2 separate regions of the Mus musculus genome follow, and region 2 is linked to region 1. A link is a loop called in an ENCODE intact Hi-C map of the cell type or tissue named here. Cell type or tissue: left cerebral cortex. All regions are shown on one strand. Each heading gives the region's core, and the rest is flanking DNA. Links, peaks and the distances in the headings are about the cores only.

Evidence for each region. A loop is a pair of places that touch in the nucleus more often than their neighbours do. Peaks named below come from ENCODE experiments on the same cell type or tissue, not always from the same donor. Only the 100,000 strongest peaks of a DNase experiment are listed, where the experiment ranks them.
Region 2: a loop joins it to region 1, with 3 times the contacts of the local background. A loop is called at or near these places in 3 of 42 quality-filtered maps.

Annotation. Positions count from the first base shown.
Region 1 is chr1:66,692,403-66,709,105 of GRCm38, forward strand. It overlaps Unc80 (unc-80, NALCN activator), which reads left to right. Exons shown (of 65, transcript NM_001368824.1): 62 at 106-187; 63 at 1,290-1,401; 64 at 1,963-2,162; 65 at 2,928-6,748. The coding sequence ends at 3,194. Rpe (ribulose-5-phosphate-3-epimerase) reads left to right here and starts at 8,429. Exons shown (of 6, transcript NM_025683.3): 1 at 8,429-8,626; 2 at 14,044-14,123. The coding sequence starts at 8,505. In left cerebral cortex, for the core only: no CTCF peak of the experiment used is centred there; a DNase peak (open chromatin) is centred at 8,421; H3K4me3 peaks cover 1,578 bases; H3K27ac peaks cover 917 bases.
Region 2 is chr1:66,830,477-66,847,179 of GRCm38, forward strand. It overlaps Acadl (acyl-Coenzyme A dehydrogenase, long-chain), which reads right to left. Exons shown (of 11, transcript NM_007381.4): 6 at 14,692-14,856; 7 at 12,605-12,706; 8 at 11,146-11,259; 9 at 7,803-7,930; 10 at 6,486-6,572; 11 at 363-1,051. The coding sequence ends at 958. Among named protein-coding and RNA genes, the nearest start is that of Gm27934, 18 kb to the right of the region's middle. In left cerebral cortex, for the core only: a CTCF peak has its summit at 8,214 (motif pointing left); a DNase peak (open chromatin) is centred at 8,221; H3K4me3 peaks cover 400 bases.

The DNA.
Region 1 (16,703 bases), core at 4,743-12,742:
ATCTTTGAAGTGACTGTTCCATATAAGTGGTTTTGGCTAACACTCATCAAAGAATGGTCCTCTGTACTGTCTCCATGGTAGACTAATGCTGTTGATGCTTGGCAGGGTGGCAAGTATACAGAGTGAACCTGGACAGCAGAACGTCCTCCTACAGCAGCCACTGGGGAGGAAGAGGGGCCTGAGGCAGGTAAGAAGACCCTGAAGTGCTTAGAGAGTCATCCTGTATGGTAGAAGAGCCACATGCTTGCTAATGTTTATTAAGATTACAATTGGTCTTCTAGCCTGAAATAAGCAATGTACAGCAGCCTTAAACATGGTAAGTTCTTGGGCAAGCTGGGCACATGAGGATTCTATTTCAAATGCGAAGCTGTTGTTCTGAGAAGCTGACTTTTTGCTAAGGGACATGGGGCTTATAATGGGTCTTCTTGTTCTCCATTTGGCAAGCTTCTTTCGCTGCCAGACTCACTGGCAGAGTTTGAGCTTGCTGTTACACAGTTCACCGGACATCTTCTTTTACAGAGAGACAAAGACAGGGTCCTTCCTTACTTTGAGACCCGGATTTAATTTAATACTGAAACAAAAGATTTTTTTTTCCAGCTGGGTGCTGTGGAGCAAACCCACATTCCCACATTAGGGGGCTGAGGGAGGGGGGTTAGGAGTTTAATGCCAGCCTTGGGTCACGCGGAGTTAATAGCCAGCCTGAGAGTGGTAGTAGAGGACTGGTTTCCTTAGATGAGACTCCTCTGTTTCTCAGCAGCTTCTCCTTCCCCTTCTGCCCCCTTCTTCCTTGTCCCCCTCACACCTCTCTCTTCTCATCTCTTATTTCTCAATTTCCAGATAGGGTTTCACTATATAGTCCAAGCTGGTGTCACAGGCAATCCTCCTGCCTCACGTTCCCGAGTACGAGGATTCCAGGTGCACCCACCTTTCCTGGCTCACATATGATTTTGTAAATAAAAATCTGAGTGAAGTTCTGCCTGCTGCATCTGTGGGTGCTTCTTGAGTCTAATGTTTTACTAGAGGCTCAGGTTTCTTAATGTATCTCTCTGAGAGTTGAGATATGTTCAGCAATAGCTGAACATAGTATGCAAAAGTCAGGCATTGGGTGTTATTTATGGTTTCCTAGCCACTGAAATTCTCAAATTTGGCATTTCGCATCCATTAATGTTCCAAGGCTACAGGAAGGAACAGGTAGGAGAGCTGAGTCAGAGTCACCTGACCCCACGGTGTCTCTTGTTCCCAGACAGTTGGACTTTCTTGCAGTTTTATTTTTTATCTATTTTCTTCAGCTAAGACGCCCTCTCCTGTCAAGGCAGAAGACTCAAACGGAACCCAGAAACCGCCATGGAGCTCGACTGTCCACCACTCGCAGGAGCATTCAACCTAAAACAAAACCATCTGGTGAGAGAGACCCCTTGGGTTCCCTCTGATCCTGCAGAAACTGAGCTGATGCAATCAGCTCCCCTTTAGAGAGCGAGGTCTTAGGATACGGAGAGCAGGAAACTTTACTACTTTTTCTTCTCCTCATCTTTCCCAACCTCTCCCCATTCTCAGTGAATCTAGGTAAATGGAAGAACCCAAGGTAAATTGTTAATATTCTGAACTTGAATATAAAACAAAAGTTTGTAGTCTTCCTACTCAATCCAGGAACTAGAATATTCTGTCTTACTAAAGACAAAGGCACAGAGAATAACTCTTTCGGCTTTTTAGTTGTAGGACCATCGCTAGGAGGGTCATTATGATAAGCGAACCTTTGCTAATCGTATTTTAGGACACTCGTGTAGAATGATTTTTCTCTCTTCACTCCTATTCTATATAAGAAGGTGAAATCAAAATACATAAAATGGTCCTACTGGATCTCACTTATTGCAAACCAGCAATGTCTTTATGATGAATCACTAGTTCATGCCATTATTAAGTAGTCAATTCTCTCCTACCTATTGGTTTGCCTCTTACTTACAGTTGATCAGAAGCGATCTGTGACATTCATTGAGGCTCAGCCAGAGCCAACAGCTGCCCCAACAGACATATTTCCTGCCACGGGCCAACCACAGAGCTGCAGCCCAGGCCGAGCTAGGAAGCCAGAAGGAACAGAGAAGCCAGTGCTCACATCCTCCCCCGCCATTATCATTGCAGATCTTCATAGCCTGTCTCCCAAGCAGGTGAGGGCACTGCAGAGACAGTCAAGAGCTGTTTCCTGAATCCATATTCGCAGGAAACATTTAGATATGCACATTTCTTCCAAATAATTTAAGTTTGTTTCTGTAACATCTTATTGCCCAAACAGATACTATTTTTGCCATGGTGAAAAAGACAATCTAAATAAAGTGTTTATTCAACAATGTATTGATAATTAAGTAAAAACCAAGAGGAGTCTTAGTGCAAAACATAAAAAAAATTATTTATCAGCTGGAAAAATCATTGATAACAGAAATTTGATATGTAGTTGAAGTATTTTTCAATTACAGCAAATGAAGTTACTAGCATCAATGGAGTCTTTACGTAGTTTTCTATGTCCTAAAGATCAGACGGACTTAAAACTTTCCCCCATTGTTTTAATATTATTTTCTTGTGCTTATATAAATGAATTTCCATAAGTATCATATTCTGATGCACTATTTTTAAAACCTAAATGGTAATATTAATATACACATTTGCATAGTCTTTTATAGTTAAAAGAAGTGTAACACATCACTTGAATTGGTTCATTTTTATAGTCTATAAGCATGTTTCCTCCCCCCACCCCACCCCCAAAAAAAACCCCAAACACTATGTCAAAGGGTAGAAAACCAATGCTTTGAAAGCCTATGACATAGCCTGAAATTCACCTTTGATTTCTTGTCCAGTTAGAGCCATGCAGAAGTTTTTATGTTCTTTTCTGGTACCCATCCTACTTGTCCATGATATTATGATCCTTTTGATCACAGAGTGAGCCCCTTCTTGCTGAAGAAGGAGAGAAAAAGGAGGACGAAGAAATACAAGGTGCCACAGCTCACTGCCCCCTCTCCACTCAACTGTCAGACCCGGATGACTTCACTGGCCTTGAAACATCCAGCCTCCTACAGCATGGAGACACTGTCCTTCATATCAGTGAGGAGAACGGCACGGAGAATCCCCTGCTGTCCAGCCAGTTCACTTTCACTCCTCCCGAGCTGGGAGACACAGACTCAGCACTAGATGAGTCCCACGTTTAGTTCTGTATCACAGGAGCTCTGCACTCTACAGAAGACTGCTGACGATAGAATGCTTCTGATGAAAATTATTAATTCTAAAACAGCACTTTATAGCCTGTGGGTGGCATTAAGTCTGAGTGTATTTTGCTGCCAAAACTCCTAATGTTTCAAAAACATCTTAAAAATCAATAGCTAAAAGTCTTTAGTTGTGTGAAGACTGTAACAGGGAAGAACAAAGGGAAGAGCCGTCTCACTGCACACTGTGTATAGCTTGCTTTGAGCAGCTAAGAATATACTACTACAGACAGTTAAGAATATTTAATATTACTGCCCTCATAATACTGATAAGTTCTAAAAGGGAATACAGTCTCTTAAGATACTCACATTATACATCTCACAACAATGTTTATTTTTGTAGTTTCAAAATTTTACATTAGGTGGCTATATACATAGAAATTTACATATAAACAACCAGCAAGAAAAATAATTAGAAACTAAACTATAAACCCTGCAGCCATTTTTGTTTGGGTCAATAATATAGCTGGTTATTTAAAAAAAAAACGTACTATTTTTAGAGCCGTGGACTTTTCAAAATTTATTTTTTAACTGTCCTTTCACTACATCCTATAAATCAAAATTCTAATGCCACATATCATTCCATTTCATATCTACTGTATTAGACAGAGAATATCTAGAATCTCAGATATGATTCTGAATTAATAACATAGACAGCTATACAATTATGAAAAAGCTAAATGTAAATAGCTTTGCTTGAAAGAGATGGCATTCCTAATTCTACCCATGATGACATCACCGTTCGGATTAGGACCTATTGGGAAAGAGGATTGCTTTCCCTTGCTGTCCTTGTGCCTGCCCCTGAGGGCGTATTTTCATACATTAAAGTTAAATTGTTAGAACTAGATCAGAAATTAACTTTTTCTCAGTTGTCAAATATTCTATGATCCTTAGGAGATCACAGTTAATGAAGGAAAGTCAGAGTAATCAATTTCTTTATAGACTCAGACAGCTTGTATATATTACAAATAGGGCTTTAACTTAAAGTGCAGTTACTTCAAAAAAAAAAAGAATAAAATTTGAAAGGCTTGTCAGGCCAGTACTTAGTCGATTATTGAAGGGCTGGACATCATGCAGTTCATAAACATTTTTCAAAAGTTTAGCAGTTTACATTAGAGAAATGTAACTACTAAACCCTGAAAAAAATCTCATAACATACCTACATCGATGTGTGTGTGTGTGTGTGTGTTAGTCTTCATGTAGAAGTTAAACAGAGATTTTGATTATGTTGAGATGAGTTTAAAATATATTCTATATGCTTAAATATTGACTATGTTGGCTATAAAATGTATACTATAAAGAAAATACCTATAAACCCATACAAATAATAAAGGAAACGATTTTTATGTTAGAATTATTTATTAAATGAGCACAGTGACTTATAAAATCAAATATATTTTGGGGCTATGATCCCATTCACCATGAGAATGAAAGGTAACCTATAAGTTAACTAGGATAAAATTTAAAATCCCCCAGGTCAGAAAATCAGGGCAGAACCACCTTCTTGGCCTTTTGGCTGAGAACATGCATGGGAAATCCAGGAGACAAACAAACCTTCTCTGTGTTATAACACCTTCACATCATTTATACTTAATGTGCAGTTCATTTCTAAGTGCAAAAGTGGACATGTAAGTGGTTTTCTGGTTCTAAGCTGATATATTTTGCCTGTTAAAAACTATGCTGCTCAACTAGCATTAGAGGCCTTATGTTTGGTAATTACAAGTGTCTGAGTTGTGTGCGTTTATATGTCTGTGCTTTGTTCCCTCTTTTGGACTTGTGATTCAAAATCTCTATAATTGTGTCAGATATTTAAGAAGTATAGAGGTCAAAGAATTGTTAAATACTCAATAATAACCCTAAATACCTTTATATATTTTAAGTGTGTTGGGCTGTTTGAGAAATGATTTTATTGGTCTGTCTGCCTTTTAATCTGACTCCTTCACTCTCGTGTATGGAAGTCTATTATTAACTTTTTCAGTAAGCTAAGTAATGTTTTATCTTGGAAAAAAGAAAAGACATGACCACTCTGAGAAATGGGGACTTACAGAGTGGGAGTGCTCTCGTCTTGGGACTTTTGAGATTTCTCATCTATTCCATTTATTGTGTCCTTAAACGTGTTGAATGTTTATGTGTGGTAACTAAAGTATATGTATGTGCATAAGACTGTCACAAGATGTATTCTCAGGAATACTGTTACCTGGAGTTTGAAGGAATAACTTAAAGAAAACAGTTAAGATAAAAGTTCAAGTTAATTGACAATCTTTTGTAATATTCAAAAATGTGACAAGAACTAATTATCACTTTTGATCAATATATTAGTAAAATTAGATTATATCTTAATCTGTGATGCTTAATAATATTTATCTCATTCAGAGGAAGGATAAAACAGGCACCCACTTTCCAGGTATTAAACAATTACATCCAATTAAAATTGCTCCTTTGGAAAGCAACTTTATAGAGAAACCTTGAGAAATAAAAATACATCATCCATGATAGTGAGTACCCATGTGTACTATCCAGATTAAAGCAGCTTAAATCCTGGATGCAGAATTTTCTAGAATAGACATTTTTCTTTCATTCGCAGCATTCAGTGTTTTCTATAATTCTATTAGATTATTTGATTCTTATGACAAGGGAAGTGAGTTACTGAGTGCGTTGGAACAAGTCACTGAGAACAACACTGTCAAGGGGTACCACTGGGCACATGGCAGTGCTGGAGGCATCTGTTGGTTTTCTGCTTCAAGCCTCCAAGAGTAACTTAAGCCAGGATGGCATCTCTCTTTTAGCATCTGTTCTTTTAGTCAGTGAAGAACTTTCTCCACTTTGCTGCCCACTCCTAGAGTTTCCGAGGAAATAATTGAGTGTGTACTGAGATCCATAGGGAAGAAAAGGTCATAAATGAATAGAATTATAGTCCAAAACATGAACTAAGTACCTTCCTTGAGTTACACAGGATACTTTACCAGAGAACTTTCCCGAATTTGCTGCTGTCACATAGAGTCCCACTTTCACTCTGTGACCTCACACTACCAATCCATGGCCTTGTGTCTCAGCAGTGAGTAAACTAGCCCACTTCCTCATTTATTTTTGTGGGTCTCAACTGCAGCATTTTAGAAGCAAACTTTGATCTGACACTCAGGAGAATAAACACAAATAGAGGGCAGAATGTATTTGGAAAAGTTTATGATAAATTTACTTATATTATTTAAAGATCATTTAGGATCATAAATCTACGTACCTCCATGATATTTTTAATAGTCACTGTGACCATGGGATTAAAGTCCTTTATTAGCCATTTTGTAGGTGAAGACAAAGGATTGACTACACAGCCAACTTCCTTCAGATGACTATAAAGTCTGTTATGAATACTGAATGACCAAAGAGCATGGAAAATGCATCTGAATAAATACTGAGATGTTTATGAAAGATATTTATGAAAGCTAATGATTTCTGTGTTTGAATATGCACATATAATAAAATAAATCTAAGATCATTTAATGTGCTCTAATTTCACTTCTTTCCATTGGGAATGGGATAGCTCATTCAGGATCATTTTTCAAGACCTGGTCTGTGCCTTCCTTCATCTCTTGTTCTTCAGACTTCCACTCTAAAGTGGAAGCCTAAAGCCATTTTTAGCTTAAAGTCACTAATGGGTAAACACCCCCAGTCCCTCTACCGCCATATTTGATACCTACCTACTTCTGTTTCTCATCTTCTATCTTTCAAAATAAAGCAAAATGTAGATATGGAAGACAGCAAGCCAAATTGACTTCACTGCCCGGATTATGACCCGGAATGCTGGTATATCCCCAAGTCAGAATATTAAAGACTATTGTCTTCTAACTGTGTCCCCTGCAGAAACCATGGCATCTAAATTACCAGCATGCTTTTAATAAAACTATGAGAGCCCTATCCTTGTTCTTTAGGAATTGCTCTTGTTCTATCCACGTGTATCTTCATGTACCTTTTCATTTTTTCCTGGCCCAGACTCTGGATACGTTTGACATTACGCCACTTATCCATTTCAAGAATTATGGCTGGATAGCAACTCTATCAGACTGGCTATGAAAGACCCACAACGTGAGGACTCCCCCACGTTCTGACTCAGGAGAGGCGACACCCCAAATCACACAAGAAACGGTCTTACTGCAAACTTATTCAAGAGGGCTCTCGGGCCCACGGTCATACACCACGCAGGGGTAGAGGTCTGTGGCACACCGATTAGCTGGGTAAGGAGGTATTTAAAGGAAGAAACCACAACTCAAGGAAGTGGGGAGGGCTTTGTTGGAAAATACCAAAGATACCAGTTAAGAGTCCCAAGGAAGTGCAAAGTCACAAGAGTCACAAGGAATACCTGGTAATTGTTCCAGTTATCTCTCAAGACAGTTTCTAAGAGCCCCTAACAATAGCACATTTGCATAGCAATGGTCAGGGTGACTTTCTTTGAATGAACACTCTTTGAACCCAGGAAGCGGGTGGGTGGAGGAATGTCGCTATCTGTTTTATGATTAGCATCATTAAGTCACAGAGGTCACATTCCCATGCCTGGGCCTAAAGGCCTAGAATTTTGTTTTTACGTTATACTTTCAGCTACTGCAAAAATTCCTACACTGAGTACTCAGCAGTCACCAGTTATCAGCAGCTTGACTAAGGAACATCTCAGAAGAGAGGACTGTAAGAGACAGAGGGTGGGGGAAGTTCAACGGAATGCTGCAATTAATGATTGCATAAGCAACTGTGGCTCCCTGCACAAAACCTACAGACACGTGAGGTGAAGTTATTTAAGTAGGAGAGGAGTTAATTGGGAAGAAGGGGTCAGGAGGAGTGGCTGGGGTAAGAAAGGGTAATGGGGTTGAATATGATCACAATATATGCTATACGTGTATGAAACAGAGAAAAAAATAAAAACAAATTTCCTACATTGTAGGTGGTAGTCTAGCTGATCAACCCGTAGAACTTCTTACATTGTACTCAATAAACTATTTTCCCTTTCAAAAGGAAAAGAAGCCAGAAGATCCTTGGAAATCCAAGACAGAAGGCAGAAGCTCTGCACCTGGCTCCGCCCCTAGCCAGCCAGCTGACGCCCCCCCCCCAGGAGGAGGCGGGACTTCCTCGCCGCAGGGCAGCTGCTTCCGGCAGAGTCCGGAAGAGAGTGCGAGGTGGGAGGGGGCGGAGCCAGTGCGGCGCGCCCAATCGGGACGGAGTCTTGGCTGGCCCGGGCTCTCGTGGGCTCACTCGCTCTAGGGAACCGGCACCATGGCGTCGGGCTGCAAGATCGGCCCGTCCATCCTCAACAGCGACCTGGCCAACCTGGGGGCCGAGTGCCTGCGCATGCTGGACTCGGGGGCCGACTACCTGCACCTGGATGTAATGGACGGGTAACTCCGCGGGGCTCGGGGCGGGCTGGCCGCGCGGGTCGGCGTCGCTGCACCTCAGCGAGCGCCTGTTGGGTGCACGGCGCCCCTGTGCGACGACGGGCTGCCTGGCCAAGCGCGCTGCCGAGGGCACCGAGCCGGCCCTGGCTGACTTTGGGGCCCGGTCCTTTCCCCGCCACCCCGTAACCTGTGGTGATAGGACCCGGGAGCCACCTCCAGTGTTCAGGATCTTCCTCTGGTGAACTCGTAGAGAAACTGAGGCCCAACGGGACAGGCGCGACTTGCTCGATCGAACTCAGATAACTAACTAGTTCTCGACAAAGCCGGCAGACAGCCTCAGCTTGACACCTGGATGGGCTTCCGGAGTTCGACCACTTGCCGACTTGTCTTAGGCAAGCCGCTTCAGCCTTGATTGGGACTCGGGTTCAGTGTGAGGAAAATGGAAGGATTATTGATCATAGAACGCTTCCGCGTCTTGGGGAACTTGAAACGAGCAAGTCCAGTGCCTGGCGTGTAACAGATTCTCTGCAGTTGTTAGTTGTATCGAATAACCCATTCGAATTCTGATTTTCCTGTCTATTTTCTCTTCAGGCACCCTGCTCTTCAGGGAGGTCAGTTTTTTTGTAAGTAATTTTTAAGCACTGTAGTTATAATGCTCAGAATCAGGGTACAAGTTTCCTAAGTTGGTTCTAAAGTGAGGAAACAAACCTAGACCCAAAGGAGGCTGGAGGACTTGCTCAAGATTACAGAAGATTGTGACAGACTTGGAACTTGAATCTTCTTGGCTTTTTGACTAGCATTTCCCACCGAAAGTTTACATAAAATTATAAAAGACCTTGGGAGTGAGATAGAAAAATAAATTTATTTCAAATAAGCAAAATCTGTTTGCCCTCAGTCACATTGGCAAATATGTGTTATTTACATCAGTTTCGTTTCTTGTTGGAGGTTTTGCTGTTCTTTCTGGTTTTTTTGAGACAAGGTCTGTATAAATCTTAACTGGCCTCAAACTCAAAATCTTGCCTCAGCTTCCCAAATGCTGGGATTATGGGCACGGGTCCCCACACTCAGTTACACTAATTCTTTTTAACATCACTGCTGTTTTGTCCATAGCAGTTTTGTTTCTTTTGGCTCTCCGTGGTTAAATCTCATTTTTCTTAACACTTACTTGAAAGCCCTTGACCGGCTGGAATGTGTACCCCAGAGATGGTGTTGATTTCGATGCCTGAGAAAATGTAGGGGTCCTAGCATGGCACAGACTGCAGGTGTAATGAGCCTGCTTGATGCAGAGGGGAGGGGTGGACACCAGTGCTTTCACTTTGCTAATACAAATGTTGCTGTAGACCAGGCTTGCCTCACCTGCTTCTGCCTCCTGAGTGTGCCCAGCTTTTTTAACCTTATTTTTAAACGTGTCTAGTTTTTGAGATTCTATATAATATAACTAAATCATTCCCCCTTCTCTTTCCTCCCACAAACCCTCACACAGACCCTATACCTCCTTGCTCTTTTTCAAAACCATGACCTTTTAAAATATTATTAAATACATATGTAAAAATACAGACACACATATATCCCTAAATACATAAATTTGACCTGCTCAGTCTGTATAATGCCACTTGTGTGTATATTTTCAGAGCTGGCCATTTGGTATTGGATGAGACTGTGTCTCCTGCTCTCAGAATTCCTTAGATATCTGGTCCTTTGTGTAGGGCCAGGGCTCTGTGGGCTGTCCAGGTACTCTTTGAGGTTAATATGTTATCGTGAAGAGTAAGGTATATTGCTATGTCTCTCTCTCCTGGTGTACTGTAAACTTTCCAAGAGCAGGATCTGACTTTCCTTGATAAGAGACATTAAAGCATGTTATCATTGCTTAGTAATAGTAGAAAGCATCTCTGAGAATCACCGATGCCCCCCCCTTCCCCCAGCTGGCCCCCTTCCCCATATCAGACTTAAGTTAGTAAATAAGGCAAAAAAATTATTTTAAATCGTTCTACTTTTAACAATTTTTATGCCTTTAAATCTATACCTACCTTTTTTCTTTCCTTTGAAGTAAAAGCTATTTCCATTCATCTTTTGCAAAAGAGGAAACCAGTTTGGGGAAGTACAGCTCCTTTCCCATCACTCTGGCAGAATAGACAAAGCCTGATGTCTCCAGAAGAGAGCTGTGGGATCCCTTTACAAAGGTGGCCAGCCTCCTCTGCTTACTCTCCACCCCTCCGTTTTCTTCTCTGTTTCAAACTGATCTTATCTAGAAAGTCAGAAACTAGGCTAAGAAACACTAGGTGGCCAGACACAAGTATGGTTAAATATCTGAAGTAAAGAACAGGTTTGTTTTTCTGGAAACACATTTTGAGAAAAGCACAAAACACACCATGGCAGAATGCTAGCTGGAATGTGCTGATCCCAACTATGGGAGCAACGCACACACGGCTACTTCTAAATTAGTCATTGGCATTTCATTTACGTTGGAGAGATTTTATATAAATACTGAATTTCTGACTTTTGCTGGAGATATCAAAGATTTGGAATTCTCTTCTGTATTCTGGTAAGGCCTTGATTGTGTGGAATTGAGCAAGGCAAGCATCTGTAACCAGTTTCTCATTGTGTCCTGGGCCCTACCTTCTCTAGCCTGGCTCACCTGCTCAGTTTTCCTTTTGCCACCAGCCAAAGACTCTCCAGTTCCTGATCCCCGGGAAGATTTTCTGGTTCCTGTCTTGGTGCGTTTTGTACCAACCGTAATCCTCTTACATTTTGTTTGTTGGTTTGTCTGCAGTAGACTGCCTTCCAGTTATTACTAAAGTATAGGGATGCTGATGGGACCTGCTAAGAGAGGAGACGTAGATTCCTCTGTTACAGCAGCTATGGATTATCCCCAGCAAGTCCCTGGTTTCAGGCACGAGGAACCCTTTGTTACACTTTCCTTCTGAGGAGGGTCGTGGGGAATGTCAGAGTGAAATAGTGATGAAGCTGGCATTTCTGGTGAATTCCTTTGCTTTCGAGAAAATTAATTTAGGATTTCCTATTCTGGTAAGAAATCTGAGGCATTTGATAAAAAAATCATGTTCTTTGGTTTTTGGAACCTCAGTACCTCTCATAAAGAGGCTGGAAATCCTTTGATAATTCATGTTGTCCGGTAGTTCCGAAACACCTGATTGCATGCCTAGGTTTTTGCACCTTTTAGTTATGGCTTAGCCACAAGCCTTTAGTTTCTCATGAAAACTTTGGTGCATATTGGGCTCTTAGTGAATTTATTAAACCCAGGTCATTGAGTTTATTACCAAGAGCACAAATTGTTCACTTAACTTGGAGGTCAGTACTTTTACATGTTATTCTTGTGTTTCTCAAGTAAATTTGTATTTATTAGATTCTCAGCTTCTCAGCCCATGATACTTGTCATGATTGTTTTAATAATAAATGGAACCTAAATTTGAGCAAACTAATTTTCAAGACCACACGGTACAAGCACAGTATATGCGACTGAAGACTTAGTGTGAAGTTGCAGAACAGCCTGTTGCTGCCTGCTTACCAGCCCCGTATCTCTGGTGGAGTTAACATCGGTGTGTGATTGAGCCCTGACAGTAATGGCCCTTGGACAGGCAGTGGAATAATCTTTGAACCTCCAGGGATCAGTTGGTTAGAGAACGTAGCCATGGCCCACTCGTTCTGACCCTCTCAGGTCGATCCCGAGAATGTGAGTTGCTGTTCCCTCCCCAGGACTATTGTTCTAGTATCTGTACTGGCAGGTGAATGCTGAGACTGCCCTTTGTAGCCTCATTGCCTGTGTTAACTCCTCCTGCCAGCACTTACTGATTGTATGACACTGGGCTAGAAGAAAACTTAACTCTTTTACTCCCTGCTGCATCTAATCAGTTGTTGACAGGCCCTCTTTTTTTATTTTCCTATTTTTGTCATTTTTATCGATTCTTAGCATTAACACCTGCCTTCCTTCTTGCACTTATCACTCAGTCCATCTTTGTGCTTTATTGTATTTATTACTTCTTAAGAAGCTCATACCCCACTTGATAGTTACAGCGCAGTAAACTCCGAACACCTGCGTGTAACGTTGACCATCCTTAATCCGATGGCGTCTACCCCTGCTGTGGTCAACACCCTGTCCCTTTGACCTAAGCGTGCTTTTTTTTTTTTTTTTTTTTTGCCTTCTCTTCCTTTTCGGCTTTTCTGGTCCTACAGATATCAATGTTTCATAAATCCTGTGATCTTCTAATATTTCAGAATTCTACAGAATACTTAAAGTATTTATTATAATCTTCCTTTTGCTATTTTCTTTCTTCACATTTCCGTGGGCATTATTGTTAAGCTTTTCTCAGTCTACATTTCAGGACCATAGCACTATAGTTTATTTTTTGTTAACGCAGCAGTTGAGTGTGATTCCATGCACTTGTTCTGGGATTTCGTCGTCTTCCATCCCATGGTTCTATTCATCAAGAGCTGGATCGGCCATTTAGTGAGGACTGGGAGGGGTGCAGATTGAATTCCTCTCATCCAAAATTCTTGTGAGCAGAATTGTCTCAGATTTGGGGTTTTATTTGGATTTCAGAATATTTGTGTGCACCTAGTATTTAAGGAGTTTAAAGGTTAAGTGCGTTGGGGTTGAGGTCAGACTGACTTAACTTGAATTCTGTCCCACAGATTATGAACCAGGTGATTGAAGGGTGTTAAGTTACCATGTTTTCAAAGAGGCTGTAAATCATATCTGTTTTTACTAAGTCTGAGGTATGAAGAAAGTTATAACCCCTGGCGTGAACTGAGCTCTCAATACACTATGACTAGCTCCAATAAGTACCGTTACTTTTTTTTTTTAATTTTTTTTTATTATTATATGTAAGTACACTGTAGCTGTCTTCAGACACTACTATCTGAAGAGGGTGTCAGATCTCATTACAGATGGTTGTGAGCCACCATGTGATTGCTGGGATGGATTTGAACTCAGGACCTTTGGAAGAGCAGTCAGTGCTCTTAACCACTGAGCCATCTCACCAACCATCGTTATTTTTTTTTTAATGGTTATTATTTAAAGGGTTTAAACAATAGTTTAGTGGCCTGTGGTTGAAGTAGATTAGAGGCTAAGATTCAGGACGCCTGTGATAGAATCCTGTATTAACCGGTGCTCCCCTTGAACAAGTCTGGAAGTGTCTTTTGTCATCTTTCCATCTCTGCTTGCTATGGACTATGAATTGCAGACTTGTCATTATGAAGATATATGTGACAGCACACATCAATTGTAAACTTGATCTTACCTGGTTATTTCTGTTTAATTTGTCTAATACTAAAAATGTTAAGGATTATTTGGGGGGGGGATGGAATTCTAAACTTTCCTTGTTCTCTTGTCAGAATTCATATTGAAAAATGCAGAAGTGGGATTAGAAATGTTTTCGGAGTAAGATTTTCCTTTTGTCTTGCAGGCATTTTGTTCCCAATATCACTTTTGGTCACCCTGTGGTTGAAAGCCTCCGAAAGCAGCTAGGCCAGGACCCTTTCTTTGGTAAGTGGGTTGTTATACCATTTAAAACTGCTTCTATTGCTTAAATAAGGAGAGTGGTTGGTTGGTCAAGTTTATCTTGCACCCTTTTCCTAATTTCTCCTCTGCTCCTGCGTCATCAGCTTGATTTTAGCAGTCTAACACCTTCCCTTCCCCAGGGCCTTGACAGAGATTCTACCTGGAAAAACTCTTGTGTGAGGGTCTCCCGTCAGCCCTAGTTTGTTTGTCATCTCCTCAGAGGGGCCTTCAAAGCGCGGAGGCCAAGTTAACTCTTCTCTACTGTCCCGTGAGACAGACTGACTTTTCCCACTGTGCAGTCTGTTCTTCCAGCTCACTTTACTTTATCAGACTCTAAGATCCAAAGGTAGAGCTGGAACTCACCTTGTGATTTTCTATTATTATTATAGTTCACTGGTTTGGATGTTTTGCCTGAATGTGCATGTGTGTACCTTCAGGCCCGAGGATGGCATTGGATTCCCTGGAATTGGAATTACAGAAGGTTTTGAGCCATTATGTGGGTGCAAGGAACTGAGCCAGGGTCCTGGATGAGCATCCTGTCCTCTTAAGTGCTGAGTCACCTCTCCATCCCCAACCTTTGCTTTTCTCTAGGCTAAACACACACGATTACACTTCTTAGTGTAACTACTAGTTGAATTTATGAAGCAAACAACCAATTTACTTCTTCCATTGTAGGCTTTCTGCAGATATGGTTCCTTTCAGTGTCATAGGGTAGGAAGTCCGAAGGGTTTTTTTTGTCCATTTTGGTTGTGGTTTCTTTTTAGATCATTCCAAACTAGAAGTTATTTGAACTGAAATGAATCCAAGTTTATAATGTTTTCTGTAACTTGTATAACTAAGTGAATCTTAAAGTTTTTTGCCAGTAGAGCAATTTTGTGAATGACTCTAGCTGTACTGTTCAGTGTGGTAGCTCTAAAACCCATATTTAGATACGTTAATTAAAATAAAAATTTAGTTTGTAACTTACAATAGTCACAAGTCCTCGGTAGCCACATGTGTCTTTTGACTATTATCAGCAGAGCAGACACAGGACATTCCTACTAAGGCAGACCGTCCTGAATGCAGGCTCTGGTGAGTGTGTCCATGCTGGGTGCAGCATCTAACAAATGTGTCCAGCCTTTTGACATACAACATGCTATTGTCATCTACAAAATTCACATCTGAGAATCAGAGTTGAGATATAAAAACTAAAGAAAACCAAGCACCTCATGAAGAACAGTTACAGTTTTGCGTGGGTCTTATTCATAGCCATCCCTCACCTTACTCAGGCTGAAAAGATGCATCTGTTTTGAGAGAACCAAAGAAAATGTGAATATTACCTCATGTTTGCTAACATGTTCATCTTTTTAAATTTCATGTAGTTGAATATAATCTTGTGTTAAACATTATTGCTTTGGAAAGGAGTTTTCAAAGTAAGAGTCTTCTTGAATATGCTAGTAATGTGTGCCAGGACTTTAAAATTACATGTTACACTATGAGAAATGATTAAATAAATCACTCTGTTCCCACATCTCAATGCTGTCTTTCTCATGTGTTTATTGGTCTTTCCTCTTATATTCTGATTCATATTCTCACTTCTCATTAATTTTTATATATTTTATCATCAGTCTTTCCTGATACAATGCCAGTCCCATATATCTACTTTTTCTTCTTGGATTTAGGTGGTTATGTATGATGTTTGTGTATATAAATTTGCTAATTAATATTTCAGGAAATTTTTCCAAAGTAAAGATGAATACACTGTGTTATTACTTGGGGTTTGAGCCCTTTGTTTTTTATAGCTAAGCAGTTTGATTTGGTTGTTGGATAATTGGCACATTGCTGCATTTTAACAAGTACATCAGGGCTAGAGGTGCAGTTCCACAGTTAAGAGCATGCCCTGCTCTTACAGAGGACCAGGGTTTGGTTCCCACCACCCACATCTGATGGCTCACAACCACTGTAACTCTCTTTTCTGACCTCTGTAAGCCCCTGCTTATGTGCACATACCCACACAGACATTCATTTTTACATATTGGAAAGTAAATTCTTTAAAAGTAAATAGTTCATAAGTTGTATCTACAACCTATAAAGATCTAGAGTTTTATTGACGTAACTGGAGCTCAGCTGAGGATTTGCACATGCCAATTCCAACCATGGCCTTTTACTATTTTTAAATATATCTATTTGTGTGTGGGGGGGTAGGGAGTGTGAGTGTGTATGTGCTCGTGTGTGCACCTGTGTGCATGCATGCAGGTATACATGTGCCTGTGGAAGGGAGGTCAGGACAGCTTTTGGGAGTCATCTGTCATCTCCCACCCTATTGAAGCAGGCTCTGTCTTACTGCCTACTCCACTTCCTCTATATTCAGGCTTCCCTTGAACTTGGAATCTTTCTGCCTTCCCCTCTGGAGATACTTATGTCACAGCTTTTGAAAGCTCTGAACTATTTATTCAGTGTTAGTTTTAAATACAAAAGACATTTAAGAAGTAACGTAACAAGAAAAAGCCTTTATTATCTAAGGCAGTGGTCTGTACTGTTGAGAATCATGGTGGTCTTCTTTAGCTCATTTATGAGGTCAAAGGC
Region 2 (16,703 bases), core at 5,120-13,119, 140 kb after region 1:
TTTCATAATGATTTCTTGTCTCAAGTATGATTTTCCCCTCCTCCTGTTTTAAATGTTTGGTTCTCTTACTGTCTAGTTGGAATTTTCAACTCCATAATAAAGTTATTCCAAGCTTGCTTCCCAACATTTTTACCAACTTAGTTTATAGAAGATGCATAGTATTTATTAAATATAAATATGTCACACTGCTGAAAAAAAAAAGCCTTGGCTTTGATACCTACCAAACATTGAATTTAAAGATGATGGAGTACTGAGTTCTCCTATTTAAATTAAGTGGGAATGGAATGTGCTGAAAGCCCACATGCCTGCTTAAGAACATAGCAGTCTCCCACCAGAACACGTTCTCATTCCCCAGGGCCTCACACGGTCTACACATGCTTTAAGTTTTACTTTATTTTTAATATTGATACACAATTGCCTCTATGTGCATTATATACAGTACGGTCCACTTTTTTCTGAAGGGTTCTGTTCATTACTTTAAAAAACATGGGGTTGGGGGTAACATGGTGGGAACCAATGTCCTGGGGGAATATGGAGCAAAAAGTAGCTGAAATGACTTCATATAAGTTACAATTATTTGACCTTTCCAAAGTCTTGTAAGTATTATTAATATTAAATTCTGCCTCAACTTTAAGAATGAAAGCCAACTTATGCTCTTCAGAATTTGAAAGACAAGTAAGACATTAAAAGGCTCTTCAGTTAGAAAATCTTTTATATTCACTGTATATGCATGAAAAAAGGTTATACCTTTCATGACAAAACTTTAGACTCTTGGGCTCAAAAATTTCTCTCTCCCTGTGTTAATCTTTAGAATTCTATTTTATTTCTTTCTCTGTAACAATCATACATAAAACCAGCTTTACCATTTCCCCCCCTTTTCCAGGTTACACTTTATCTCAAGTAGATTAGAATCCGCATTAGCTGCATGTAATAGGATTCCAGGATGTAGGCAGATGTCTAGCTGTCACTGACGATCTGTCTTGCGATCAGCTCTTTCATTATTTCGTTGGTACCACCGTAGATCGGCTGCACCCGAGCATCCACGTAAGCTCTAGATAAATTAGAAGATAGTGTAATTCATATAGAAATGGTAGAAACTTTAAGCCCCATCTTTCCAGATAACTATTGGTTAAGGAACTCTGAGCAATAGGAGCCTCTTATAAATAACTGACTTTTCATGGACAGCATTCATACTAGGTTGATACAGTAAAAGCCACTGAGACATTACATTCAGAATAACGCTTAGGTACCCTGACATAGCTTTGTAAAGCTGAACTTATACAACAAACAGCGACTGAAAACATCTACATTTAGTTATGCCTGGAACATCTTAGTGTCTTCTCTTTTAGTTGCCCCAGAAAGTTGAAAGCCACTGACCTTAGGGGTTAAAATAATAAATTACTTATTTCTAGACATTCCTTCTCATTCCATCTCTACAACCACCACCTAATGTTTTAAAAAGTTACTTCTCCCCCCGCCCCCAAAGTTAACAAATAGCCTATTCTGGGGGAAATGTCACAGCTGGGATTCAAATCCTAAGGGACTGAGCCCTCAGAGACACACAGACACTAGCACTCAGCCAGGACTTCACTCCTCTGTCTTCCGATGCTGGGAAAGAAGTCTGACTAATACAGGAACTGAGTTCAGGGTCTTGATGGGAGAGCGCTCCCCCACCGCACCACACCCCCAGCCCAGGCCTCGCTTTGACGGCTGTAGGAGTAGCCAATGTATCCGTTTTCACCCTTTCTCCTTTCTCTTCAGCCCTCTAGAATCCAGAGGGATAAATATTACTGCTTTGCAGGTTTAAAAAAAAAACAAAAACAAAAAACAAAAAAAACAGAGAGAGGCTGATGTAGTTGCTAATTAATGATCACCCTTTTCTGGTGACATAACAGATAACCGTCAGGCTGGAACAAGAATGTAGGTGTCTTGCCTCTTTGGCAAGCAAACTTTTATTAGGTCACAATACTTTCATTGTCCCAGTCCTGTGAAACTAGTTATTGAGCTCCAGACTTTTCATGGAAGGAAAATGTACAGCCCGTTCTCAAATATATGAGTGGGGCTCTAATTATTTAATTTCTGAGATAAAATTGCTTGTTTCTCAGAATATGACTAACTTTGAACTTACACTTTTCCACATTTCCCGGGGTGCCTTGCAGATAAGTGGGTCCTCACTGAATATTTACCTATTCGATGAATGGGGGGGGGGGACTCTAAGTACGTTTTGAAATACGTAAACCCTGCCCCCAGCCCCAGGAAGATTTTGTTCTCTACAAAACCAAGCACTCGCATCTTCTGAAGACCTGCCTGGCACTCCAGCCTACCTGGACAATCCCAAGACTTCAGACATTTTTGAACTGGGCTGGGCATTTCTTTTTTACATTAAAGTAGTTCTACCAGGATATGTAATGGCAGACCAGCAGGCCTTTCATAAGTTACTAATTAAATTTACTCTACTAACATTAACAGAGAGAAGCAGGAGAGAAATGTTTAACTGCAGTGAAGTTCTCTGTCCCAGCTTCTCTCCGCCTAGAATGGCTAAGAGATCTCCAAGGGTCTAAAGCTAAACCTAACGCCTAAAACTAAGATCAGCTCACGTGCCAGGAAGTAACTATCTAAAAGTTCTAAAGGGGAACAAGACAACTTTTTAAACCCTACAAAGCTCCTGCCTCAATCAGTTCTCTATCTCTTTCTCCCCCTACCCATCCCTACACTAATGATGTAGCTAAACCTGGGGCAGATGTAAGAATCAAAAGTTGGATGATTTCTTTAAATCAAAGTCTGTACACTGTAGGCACATACTGTCTAATAGGTAACTAGCTTTTGTGATATCAGGATTTCCAACATCTTTGGGGACAGAAAGAGCTGTCTGGATAAAGATTCACATACTCTTTGAACTGGCAACCCAGCCAAGAGTGGCTATTATTATTTAAAGGAGTTCAAGTCTCCTGAGCTGAAAGCAGAAATTATAATGATCAATCCACAAGTTATCTTGCTTATTTAGAAGCAAGGGACTCTAAGAAAGCAGGCACTGCTGCTATGGGACACGCTAACCTCATCCCAGGGTAGTGGACCCCTCGACTTAGCATGCCTTTCTGAGAACGTAAACGAAGCCACACATGCCTCTGTTCCCAGAAGGAGTTGTTACAAGAGCTTGCACACACAGATATAAACATCCATTACCATTTTGCTTCCAAAGCCCTTTTATAAGATGGATGAGCACTTCAAAAACAAAAAAATGCACGGGAAAAATTCCAGTGATGGTAACCTTTGGGCTAGCATAATTCAAAAACACAGCTGTATTTCATGACTACACAGGATTTTAAAAGGAAGCTCTGCTTGTGAGTAAGGTCTGCTTGAAGTAGCTCTGGAAGTCTAAGTCAAATGATTTATTTGGAAAAAAATCAATTTCACGCTTATATTCTCTCAAAAAGAGAAAAACACTTGATTGATGGTGAGTTTTATGAAACTATAAATTATAGCTATCCAGTAACTAAAGCTTTTAAGCTGTGTGGTAACTATAGAATTAGCAGGTTGTACCCACACAGGAACTTCTGTTCTTAATGAAACGGCAATAAAAAAAAAAAAACCTCATGTTCCATAAAAAGGATTAGAAGTACAGGGAACAGCTCTAGCTAGGCTTGCTGGGATGAGGAAATCAAACGCTGTCAGGCTAACAGTGTTTATGTCCTTGATAGTTTTCCGAACTACACAAAGCACCCAGGTAACAAATGCGGAACGTCTTTGGAAGCCTATAGCATTCCTCCTTGCAGATTCAGAACTGAAGTGGGTGTGTATGAGCAGTCGTCAAAAACTTCCCTGGGCAATTTTCCTAAGTTGAATAGACTGTTAAGTAAGAGGAAAAATACGTTCTACGATTATAAGAAAAACGTGAAAGAGAGGCAAGAGTCTGAGAAGAGCTGATGAAGAGGGAGACGTATGGAAGACACTGCAGCTGTAGCTGTCACTGTTTGATCTGAGGAAATTTATGTGTAACCCAATAAAAAGAAGCATAATAAAAATTCCATTCAGAAAAAAAAAACCTTTTATATTTTTCAAGCAAAATAATTACTTAAGGCATGGTATGTTAATTCTTCTACTATGTAAGTGGACCATTCTGTATTGCTTTTTCTGTTTGTTTGTTTAAGTAGCTAGAGATAGTGGCCAGTGGCAAATTGCTTGCCTAACACATGCACAGCCCTGAGTTCAGTTCCTACGATGGCCAGTTCTGATTATTAACTTGACAACATCTGGAAACATCAAAGGCACAAACTTCCAGGTATAATAATGAAGAGTAATGTAGATTAGGTTAGCCTAGGGGCACACCTGTAAATTGTCTTGTTTGGGTTAACTGAGGTAGGAGACTCACTCCAAAGTTAGGTGGCACTACTTAGGCTTGGGTCCTGGACTGCATAGAACGGCAGCCATCGGCTGAGCAGCCGCATCCTTCACACTCTGCTTCTGAACGGCAGGTCCAAACTGCAAGCTCCTGCAGCCAGAACAACCCACTCTGATGGGCTTTAGCCTCCAACCGGCAGCCGAAGGAAACACGTGTCTCCCTTCCATTGCTTTTGTCAGGGAATCTTACCACACCAGTAAAAAAAAAAAGTAATTCAAAGAGAGAGTAAGAGAGAGAGAATAGGAAGAAATGAAGGAATTCATTTTCTAAAAATGGACTATCTTGCCGAGTGGTGGTGGCGCACGCCTTTAATCCCAGCACTTGGAAGGCAGAGGCAGGCGGATTTCTGAGTTTGAGGCCAGCCTGGTCTACAAAGTGAGTTCCAGGACAGCCAGGGCTACACGGAGAAACCCTGTCTCTAAAAACCAAACCAAACCAAACCAAACCAAACCAAACCAAACCAAACCAAACCAAACCAAACCAAAACAAAACAAAACAAAACAAAACAAAACAAAACAAGAAAAGCATCAAGGTAAGGAGATGGAGAAAGAGGAAGAAAGAGTTGTGCATCTGGGTGGGTGGGGAGGTGGGGAGAACCTAGGAGGAGTTAGGACAGAGGGAACCATAATCAGAACATACTGTATGAAAACATTCCATTTTTAATTTTTAAAAAATCACATAAAATATAATTAAGGAAGGAAGGGAGGGAGGAGGAAGGGAGAGAGAGACAGACAGACAGACAGACAGATCGAGCATCATAGGCTGAATATGGCGGCACATACACACCATTAATCCCTGTCCTGAGGCAGAGACAGGTAGATCTCTGTGACTCTCAGGCCAGCCTGGTCAGACAGGATTACAAAGTAAGATCACAAACTCAAGTGACAGCATATGCTGGCGAAGATGTGGAGGTGAGGGAACACTCCTCCATTGCTGGTGGCAGTGCAAACTAGTCTAACCACTTTGTAAATCAATTGGGCATTTTCTCAGAAATTTAGGAATAGTTCTACCCGAAGACCCAGCTATACCACTCCTGGGCATATGCCAAAAGATGTCCCACCATACCACAAAGACACTTGCTCAACTATGTTCATAGCAGCATTATTCATAATAGCCAGAAGCTGGAAACAACCCAGATGACTCTCAACAGAAGAATGGATACAGAGAATGTGGTTCATCTACACAATGGAGTACTCCTCAACCACTAAAAAAAAGTCATCATGAAATCTGCAAGCAAATAGATGGAACTAGATGGTTACTGAGTATGGTAACACAGACCCAGAAAGACAGGAGCCTGACATAACTGTCTCCTGAGAGGCTTCACCCAGCAGCTGACAGAAACAGATGCAGAGGCCCACAACTAAACATCAGGCAGAGCTTAAGGAGTCATGTGTAAGAGCTGGGGATAGGAGTGAGCAAGCTGGTTAGCCTAGGGGCACATCTGTAAATTGTCTTGTTTACAGAGGGGTTAAGAACACCACAAGAAGAATCAAGTAACCTGGGCCCATGGGTGCTCACAGAGCCTGAACCACCAACCAAACAGCACGGGCTGGACCTAGGCCTATACATTTGTAGCAGATGTGCAGCTTGGTCATCATGTGAGTCCCCTGACACTGAAGTGGGGCTGGGGGTAGTCTCTGACCCTGTTGCCTGCCACTGGATCCCCTTCCCCTAGCTGAACTATCTGATTGGGCCTCGATGGAAGAAAATGTGGTTAGTCCTGCTGCAACCTGATGTCCCAGGGTGAAGTGGTCCCTAGGGGTGTGTAGGGGTCCTTCCCTTCTCCTCAGACAGTAAGGTGTTAATGGGGGGAGGGATTTCTCAGGGTGAGACTGGGAGAAAAGGAAAGAGAGGGCGCTATAACTGGGATGGAAAATAAATGGAAAAAAAATCCTATCTCAAAAAAAAAAAACAGAAGAAGAAAGAAAACAGAAAGAAGAAAAGGAAAGGAAAGGAAAGGAAAGGAAAGGAAAGGAAAGGAAAGGAAAGGAAAGGAAAGGAAAGGAAAGGAAAGGAAAGGAAAGGAAAGGAAAGGAAAGGAAAGGAAAGGAAAGGAAAGTGCTGTAGAAGCGCCCGCCATACTTACTTTGCAATCGGGTACTCCCACATGTACCCCCAGCCTCCGTGGAGTTGCACACATTCATAAGCTACACTGTTTTGTAATTCAGATGCCCTAAATGATCAAAATAATAAGCAGAGAAAGAAAGGCAGTTCAGTTGGTACAGTACTTAAAATCCTTAGGTTCAACCCCTGTCGCGCAGACCTGAGGTGCCAATGCATGCATATAACACAACACTTAGGAGATAGTGGCAAAAGGATGAGAGGTTCAAGGCTAGACTTTGCTACACAGTGAATGGCAGGCCAGCCTTGACACATGAAACCTTGCCTCAAAAAAGCTTTCTCACCACTCAACAATTTAAACGAACTTTTAACATTCAGCACCATTACATCCACAAGCCTGGATGAGAGCAAGGGCATTAACTATGCAAAATGCTCTTCCTAAAATACCTTTTCCTGTAAGCCGAAGAACTTTTCATAAATGTAAAACACACCCCCCTCCATGCCCCAAGGTGAAGGTTCGTGCTAATTTCACATTCCTTTTTAATCTCATCATCTAATCATTATAAAATCATTACACAAAACACCATTCTGCATATTTCCCTTATATAGCAATGACTAGACTGAACCTGAGTTAATAAATAACAAAGGGAATTTTTCTAGTCTGCTTCTGAGTTAGTGAGATGAGTGTTTTTTTCTTCTTTAAGAAAAAACAATTCCATTCCACATATGATTTGAACCATATTTGCGTCTTAAAATGCATAAAAAACTTAACAGGGGTCCTGCACTCTCAAGCTCGCCATTAACCCATTGTTAGTGACCCTTAATTAAATTGTAAATCTTTCTAAACCCAATAGGACTTTTGCCTGATAGTCCATACTTTGGTGTTTCTCTTAGATCTAGAAAACACCTCACATTCTATCCAAAGTTGTCACTAGAGAATTAAATTTAGTCTGACCTACTGAATGGACTGGGACTTGCCCGTGAGACTCCCAAGTTTTATCCTTCTATTCTTTCTGCCTTGCTTTTCTGCCATTCTTTAGATAATCTAAAATTAAACTCATTACTTGAATGGAGTACAGTACTCACTGACCCTGCTTCAGGCTCTCAATATTTTACTCTTAATAACAAGTTAAAAGTTACATACCAACTGGAGTAATGTTTAGGACATTATAAACAGACCCAATGGAACTTTCAAAAACAAAAATTTTTTTTTTAATTTTTTACTGCTATTTTCACGTTCGGACTTCTTCCTTTTAATGCCTTCAAGGTTGCGTTTAAAGGCTGGCAGGACCCCACGGTAATCTGGACCAACACTGCACTTTAACTATAGGAATGCGCGTACCAGTATTTTGCCATGGAAGCAGAACCGGAGTCCAGACGTTTGGTTTCATGCAACTGCAGACAGCTGTCCACAAAAGCTCTGGTGACACATATGTGTGTCTTTAATTCTGCTAGTTTATGCTGCACCGTCTTGAGACAAAGGGAGGGGGGGAGAGCATGGTAAAAGTTCAGGTTTCCACTCAGCACCTCTAATGTTTACATAATAAAAAAATTCTAAAGCAAAACGAAAGTGAAACTGTGTGTGTGGGGGGGGGGGTTCCGATAAAAGGGCATACATGAACTGAAATGAAAACAAAAACAAAAACAAACAACCCTGAATCTTAGCAAAATGATATACACTAGGTAAAAAATACCTGTCACAGTTTAAGGAAACTGCTTAAACATCATGATTTAATGTGTGAGCGCCATCTCGTGGCAGGAGCTGCCAGAACACCCAGTTTTCTCTGGAGGTTAAACAGGATTTCCTCTGCATTCATGACATTAAGGATATTTATTTCCCTACTGTGCCTGTGCCTTAAACTAAAATAACAGAACAGGACTAAGGGACAAGATGAATCGATCTAATCACATACGCATCATCAAATATTTATTATCTAATTATCACAGTTTTAACAATGGAAACAGACTAGGCAGAGACCCTACTCCATCCAGTAACCTACAGTGTCTCCCATCCCTCTCATGCAGCCTCCAACTCGCTCGGAGTGGTCTTCTTTGTAAGTGTTAATAACTATGTATTATTATTACGTAATAACTATGTCCTCTCCTGCTGCAGTAGATAGCCAACGGTGAGCTTGGACAGCACTCTATTTAGACCATTCTGGCTGCTCCTGATTGATCTCCCGCCTGTCCCGTCCTCAAGCTGGGTGATGCACACTTTGAATCCCAGCACTCAGGAGGCAAAGGCAGGCAGACCTCTGTGAGCTCTAGGCCAGCCTTGTCTACAGAGCCAGTTCCAGGACAATCAAGGCTACACCAAAAAAAAAAAAAAAAAAAAAAACCCTCTCTCGGGAGTGGAGGCAGTGTCTTGTGGTTTTGCCTTTCTCTCTTCTAAAAAGTGTAACTGCCATCTAATGATTCTGACACCAAGCAGTGGAGAGGCTGGTCACACCCAACCTTGCCTGAGCATCCAGGCCTCTGATTTGGAGCATGCTAGCATGTCCATTTTTTTTTCTATGTCCTTTTCTACTAGATCTATATTTCCTTTGGCCAAATCTCTACCTTTTCATCAGCATAAAGTTCCTCACTTCCACCTTACTCAAGTTTACAAAGAGAAAACTATAAAGGAGACTGGTTTAAATTTCTATAGACATAGAAAACCCTGGAGCCTGACTTCTAAGTCTTTATTCCAGGACATTACATAGCATTTCTTATGAGGGGTAAATCTGGGGGTAGGGTGAGAGTATCAGACAATTCTCAAGAATTGTTGCCTTATGTGATATTACATGTGAGGATTTATACACTATTAAAATATGTAAGGATCAAGATCTCTCTCATAGGAAAGCTATTCTATATAAATAGTTGGTGCTTCTAGAAGCTGAAGTTAAAAGTTAAAATGCAGACCAGCATGGGCTCACTTAAAATTCTTACACATCCAGTAGGCCCAGAGGGCTAAGAATAACAAATGCCGTCAAGAGTACATAATTTACTGTCTGAAGATAAAAAGATTAAATATTTACATATTCTTGGCACCGAACCAGGGGCTAGGGAACAGAATTAGCCTTTGTGCCTCACCACAGACAGCATCAGGCTTTCTGAAAGCACCACCTGATACTGGTAGCATGCTTTTCATGAATGATCGACATGCTCACAGAAGTATCTTTAATGGTTACTGATATCTGTGCGAACAGTAAAAACTGCAGTTCGAATTAAGGGAGAAAGCCACCCACAGTGGCACGAACTGAAATTCCAGCACTTGAGAGGCAGAGGTAAAGAGTCAGGAGTCCAAGGTCAGTCTATACTCTATGAGCCTGTGTCTGTCTCTGTCTGTCTCTGTCTCTGTCTCTGTCTCTCTCTCTCTTATACATATACACACATGCAGAGAGTCTGTCTGTTTCTTATACACACACAAACACACAGAGAGAGAAATATTTGTAAATAACTAAGTGAACTTAGACACACACGCAGAGAGAGAGACAGAGACAGAGACAGAGACAGAGAGAGAACGTAAGTGACTGCGTGAATTTACTAAAATCCTCCTGAATGGGTAGATGCCCAGCAGGTAAGGACACTATCTGACAAGCCTGATGACTTGAAGTTCAACCCCTAAGACCCACATGTGGAAGGAGAATCAACTTCCACAAGTTGTTCTCTGGCATCCACACACTTGCCATGGGTGTGCATACCCCTACACATCCACGGGGGGGGGGGGGAGGGGGGAGAAGGAGGGAGGGAGAAGAAGTGGGAGAAGGAAGGGAGGAAGAGAATTAAGGAATTAAGATGTAATTTTAAAAACAATTAAGTGCCCCAGTATAGGGGAATGCCAGGGCCAGGAATGGGAACGGGTGGGATGGTGAGCAGGGGGATGGGGGAGGGGATAGGGGATTTTTGTAGGGGAAGCCAGGAAAGGGGATAACATTTGAAATGTAAATAAAGGGAAATATCTAATAAAAAGAACAATTAAGCAAGGATTGACACTTATCTTGGAACTTCAGGACTTGAAGACACCTTGGAACGGTTAGCAAAACCATGAATTGTTATCAGCATATATTATGATTTAGCTATAAAAAAACCCCACCCTCTATATATCTACTCTATCTAATCTTACTGTTAGTTAGTGTCATAATCAACCCTAGGAACTACACAGTTTGAAGACATTGAAGAAAAAGACATTTTATTTTCCTTTTCCTATCTCTTTCCAAAATAGAATTTCAAACATTAAGACTTAGCAAACAGGAACTCTTTCTGCCAGAAGACAGCTTGCCTAGACTATGCAGGTTTCAGGAGCTACGTTAGGACAGAAGCTGCACTTGGCTACGATGCCTCAGCACGCCCTCGATGTTCCACACTCTACCTTTCCCTTAACGTGCTAACTGCATGGAGACTAAGAGTCCAAATTGGACGCCACACCCACCTACTGAAGTCTTCCCTGTTGGCTTCTGTGATGAGCCTCTCTGGATCTGCCTTCTTGTAGACCTTCTCTATGTCGCCTCAGGCCTTCCAGTGTCCTCAGGACTCTGGCCTGGCCCTCTTCATCTTAGCGTTTCCACTCTGCTCTCCCTTTCCCAATCTCACCTACTTTTAAGTTTCTAACACCCCTGGCATCAAATTACCGTTAATTATCATTTCACCCTGCCCCAACTGAGATGACTAACTTGATAAAAAGCCAGATGCAAAGACAAACGTACCTGTATGTGTGCAACTGTTTTCCCAAAAGCTTTTCTTTGCTTCACGTAGTTCCTGGTTTCTTCAAACATGAACTCACAGGCAGAAATCGCCAACTCAGCAATTAAGAGCCTTTCCTAGAACCCCCAAATTAAGGGTAAGCATTATTACATGAACCTCTTTTATGCCACTTCAAGACGTCCTATAAATATTTTTTATAATAAACTTCCAAAGACTAACTTTTAACTTACCTCTTAGTGCTAAGAAAAGGCTCCCACAGACATCTGTGGTTATCGGAACATATCTAAGAACCGTGCTACCTAAGGGGCTTGGTTTGTAACCACACTGTCAACCTCACAGATGCTACATCCTCCAGCACACAGTTCAAATTTTACCGACTGGTGTAAAATAGCGGTGGTAGTCACCGGATTTCACCACGCTGGCGATTTCTGAATTCTACCTAACCACTGCGCCACTAGCTGTTTTCAGTTTCATGCTTAGCTTGCGCCATAGCTGCTGCCAGGCAAAAGGCAAGCACATACGTATAGCAGCAGTCTGTATGCCTGCACGATTAGGCAATGCTGGCCCCAGAGGGCTGACTGGAAGACTGTGGTGTGAAGCCCCAGAGGACTGACTGGAAGACTGTGGTGTGAGGAAGCTTTCTGGTTAACACCTTCCTCCCTTTGCGGTTATTTACAACCTGCCAAACATTCCCAGGGATGCTCTTTACAAAGAGTTAAAAGTTCTCCATTAAAGCCGAGGTCCTTCTGAGGAGCCCCGGAAACCTATTGTCCTTCTGCTTGGATGGGTCCTGCGGAGTTCAGCTACTTTCTTATCTGGCCTGTTAATAGGGGATACTTCTTCTTCTTTTGTTTTTTTTAATTGGATGTTTTCTTTATTTCAAACACATTTCAAATGCTATGCCCCTTTCCCAGTCCCCACTCCCAGCCCCCTATCTCCTCCCCCTCCCCCTGCTTCTATGAGGGTGTTCCCTCACCCACCCACCCCCTCCCGCCTCCCCACCCTTGTATTCCCCCACACTGGGGCATCAAGCCTTCACAGGACCAAGGGCCTCTCCTCTCATTTATATTCCCTACAAGGCCAAACTCTGCCAACATATGCAGCTGGAGCCATGGGTCCCTCCATGTGCACTCGTTGGTTGGTGGTTTAGTCCCTGGGAGCTCTGGAGGGTCTGGTTGGTTGATATTGTTGTTCCTTCTGTGGGGTTGCAAATCCCTTCAGCTCCTTCAATTCTTTCTCTAACTCCTCCATTGGAGACCCCGTGACCAATTCAATGGCTGTGAGCATCTGCCTAACAGTGATATTTCTTTATATGCAACTTTATACTATACTCAGATGATCATTGTAGCGCAAGCTTGACATGTGTGGATCTTTTTTATACAGCTCTGTAGTCTACTTCTGCTCAGTATCTAACCAGACGCATGTAACCCAGACAGAAACGGTGTCCTAGGCATTTAATACCTGTGGAAGCTCTTGCATGAGGTAGTAGAAGCCTTTATTCTCTTCTCCAAGTAAGGCATTAGCTGGCAATCGGACATCTTCAAAGAATAGTTCTGCTGTGTCCTGAGAAACGGGAATCAAGCAGAGAATGAGCGCATCCCTTTCCCAGTAGCCCCGTAGCGTTTTTTAACTTCCAATGAAGAACCAAGAGACAAACTGGAGTGGACTTGGAGCCTGAACATTAAGTCATAAGTAATAAGCCAGGGAGTTTTAATTAAATCTATCTCATTCCACAATGGTGGCTTTCCTGGTGCAATGCACAGTCATTCAGGCTTTGACACTCTCCGGTTCTCTAGGTACTGGGAGGTTAGAATTTCTAACACACTAAGCAAAACATGCTCTCTGATAATATCTAACAAATACTGCTATTACCTCACACACTCTCTGATAACATCTAACAAATACTGCTATTACCTCACATGCTCTCTGATAACATCTAACAAATACTGCTATTACCTCACACACTCTCTGATAATATCTAACAAATACTGCTATTACCTCACATGCTCTCTGATAACATCTAACAAATACTGCTATTACCTCACACGCTCTCTGATAATATCTAACAAATACTGCTATTACCTCACACGCTCTCTGATAATATCTAACAAATACTGCTATTACCTCACATGTTCTCTGATAACATCTAACAAATACTGCTATTACCTCACACGCTCTCTGATAATATCTAACAAATACTGCTATTACCTCACATGTTCTCTGATAACATCTAACAAATACTGCTATTACCTCACACGCTCTCTGATAATATCTAACAAATACTGCTATTACCTCACATGCTCTCTGATAATATCTAACAAATACTGCTATTACCTCACATGCTCTCTGATAACATCTAACAAATACTGCTATTACCTCACATGCTCTCTGATAACATCTAACAAATACTGCTATTACCTCACATGCTCTCTGATAATATCTAACAAATACTGCTATTACCTCACATGCTCTCTGATAACATCTAACAAATACTGCTATTACCTCACACGCTCTCTGATAATATCTAACAAATACTGCTATTACCTCACACACTCTCTGATAATATCTAACAAATACTGCTATTACCTCACATGCTCTCTGATAACATCTAACAAATACTGCTATTACCTCACATGCTCTCTGATAATATCTAACAAATACTGCTATTACCTCACATGCTCTCTGATAACATCTAACAAATACTGCTATTACCTCACACGCTCTCTGATAATATCTAACAAATACTGCTATTACCTCACATGCTCTCTGATAACATCTAACAAATACTGCTATTACCTCACAAGCTCTCTGATAATATCTAACAAATACTGCTATTACCTCACACACTCTCTGATAATATCTAACAAATACTGCTATTACCTCACATGTTCTCTGATAACATCTAACAAATACTGCTATTACCTCACATGCTCTCTGATAATATCTAACAAATACTGCTATTACCTTACATGTTCTCTGATAACATCTAACAAATACTGCTATTACCTCACATGCTCTCTGATAATATCTAACAAATACTGCTATTACCTCACATGCTCTCTGATAATATCTAACAAATACTGCTATTACCTCACATGCTCTCTGATAACATCTAACAAATACTGCTATTACCTCACATGCTCTCTGATAATATCTAACAAATACTGCTATTACCTCACATGCTCTCTGATAATATCTAACAAATACTGCTATTACCTCACATGCTCTCTGATAATATCTAACAAATACTGCTATTACCTCACATGTTCTCTGATAACATCTAACAAATACTGCTATTACCTCACAATCTTCTAAATTTCACAAACAGGTGACTTATTACAATACAGCTAACTTTCCCATTTCTAAAGCAGATATTCAGACACCCTGGTTCCTTCCCATTCCTGAGTATGACAGAGACAGCAGCGTGACTGAAAGGAAGTCTCCCTTGCTGTTTCTGAGAACATACCTACACTCTGCTCAGGAAGACGCCATGAGCAATTCTGCGTATCTACTTTCTGACTGAGAGTCTGATTCAAACCACGGCTTACCTGAGCTTTCATTCCCATCTTATGCAGCTTCCGGCCCTTGATAAATCCTTTCATTCCGTTTTCCACCAAAAAGAGGCTAATGCCATGGGCAGGCGATCGAGCTTCACGGTTGGTGACGGCCACGACGATCACGAGATCACTTAACCAGCCATTAGTGATGAACACCTGCAGGAATATCAAGATGCACTGTGATACTCTGCAATCCTCGGGTCTATGTGCACGCTTACACTCAGGGAGCACACATAAGACTAGAATGGGCACCAGAAGCATCCCCATCTCTCCGCCCACACAGGGGAGCTGCTGCATAGGCGAGATTAATGAAGAGCAGGGATCTCCACTGCTTCAATACGGAAGTGTCTACAGTTTTCCCACTACTCGTGAGATGAACAGTAATAAGAAACTAATAGATTGTGTCTTTAAAATAAAGCCAAATTGCCCATTCACTTGGTAAGTTGGATTCTAGTGGGGAGCTATAGAGAGGAAAAGGGAATTTGCTTTAAATGGCACTAAGCTCTTAGACTGATTGGATTTTGAAAAAAAAGGCTGTTTTTGTTTTTCATTTTATACAGATTGCCTACTACTTCTTTCAAAATCACCCAAGTAAGGACAGTGCTATGGTTAAGTGTTGTGGTGGAGGGTGGTGGGGGATGGGGGCAGAATGACAAGCTAAACAGGAAAAGTGGGCTGATAATCCAAAGCAGTTCATAACTGACACTTCATTCTGCACTTTGCCTGAGGTGACCTCAACTGTCAGGGCTTAGTCATCCTCCAGTCCCCCCCTGAGACTCCAATGCTGTCTCTTCTCCTCTTTTATGAGACAAGATCTCACTAAGCAGACAGCCTGAACCTGTTCTGTAGCCCAGGCTGGCCTAGAGTTTAAAATCCCTCTGCTTCAGCCTCCAGAGTACAGGGGTGTGCCTCCATGCCCAGATCACCCACATTGCCTGATACAATCTGGACCTACTGGATTCCACAAAGTGACTCACTCGCAGAACATGTCCGTCCCACCCCATACTCCTGCCCAACAATGAATGTCAACATATCCCCTACTTCAACAAATGCTTTAATAAACTATGCTGCCATCCGCTTCCCAGTCAACGTGGTGCTGTTCTTTCTGGCCCACGTTTACTGTTCCAGTCTGCTTCCTTCCTTTTCTACTATTGCCACTAACTCCCCTCCCGGCTCTCCTCAGGGCTTGTACAAGGATCTAAGACAGCTCTCACAACAACTGCATCCATAATCCATCAGCTGCCCAGAGGGGCTGCTCTATACGGCAGTGTGATCCTTCCAAGGTCACACCCCAACATCTTTCAACAGCTAGCTTCAAGATACACTCTGAACCCTTTGAGCAGGCATAAAAACTCCTCACAAACAGATGGCAGCTCACCCCTCCTGCCTCTTCTCTCATCCTATTTTGCCTCTGTTTCCTGCCCTTGGGTCAGCTCTACTGAAGCCCTCGTCTCACACATCCCAGTGCCTTCCAGACCCATGTGTATTTGAAAATCACGTTTCCGCCCCTATGGAGGCCCCTTCTAACTCTAACAATGCAAATCCTACGCACCTTGGACTAAGCTCAGGTATCACATCATCTAGAATTCTTGCCAGTCTTCCACACTGAGCTAAGCACTCCTAATGTACCGTCAATTCCAGGCTCAGACAAGCTGCTTTGTTTATTCAACATCGAAACCAGGGCCTGCACAGACCAGGTACAGATGGTACCACTGAGTCTGCGTATCACAGCACTTAGGTAGCTGCTTCCTAAAGTTGATTTGAATGATATCAGTGATTCAAGACAATCTATAAAAGGAAATTTTCTAGGATACAAGATATACTATCTCTAATTCTTAAGAGATTCATAATGCCCACTGGCATATCAAAGAATGAGAAGTTCTCCATAGGAATTACTGATGTCAGAGAAGAAACTGTTACTAAACACTGACAAAGTAAGTTTGAAAATCAGGTTTTCAGGAACCTGACAGTATCTCAATATTATTTGATTTTGTAAAGATAAA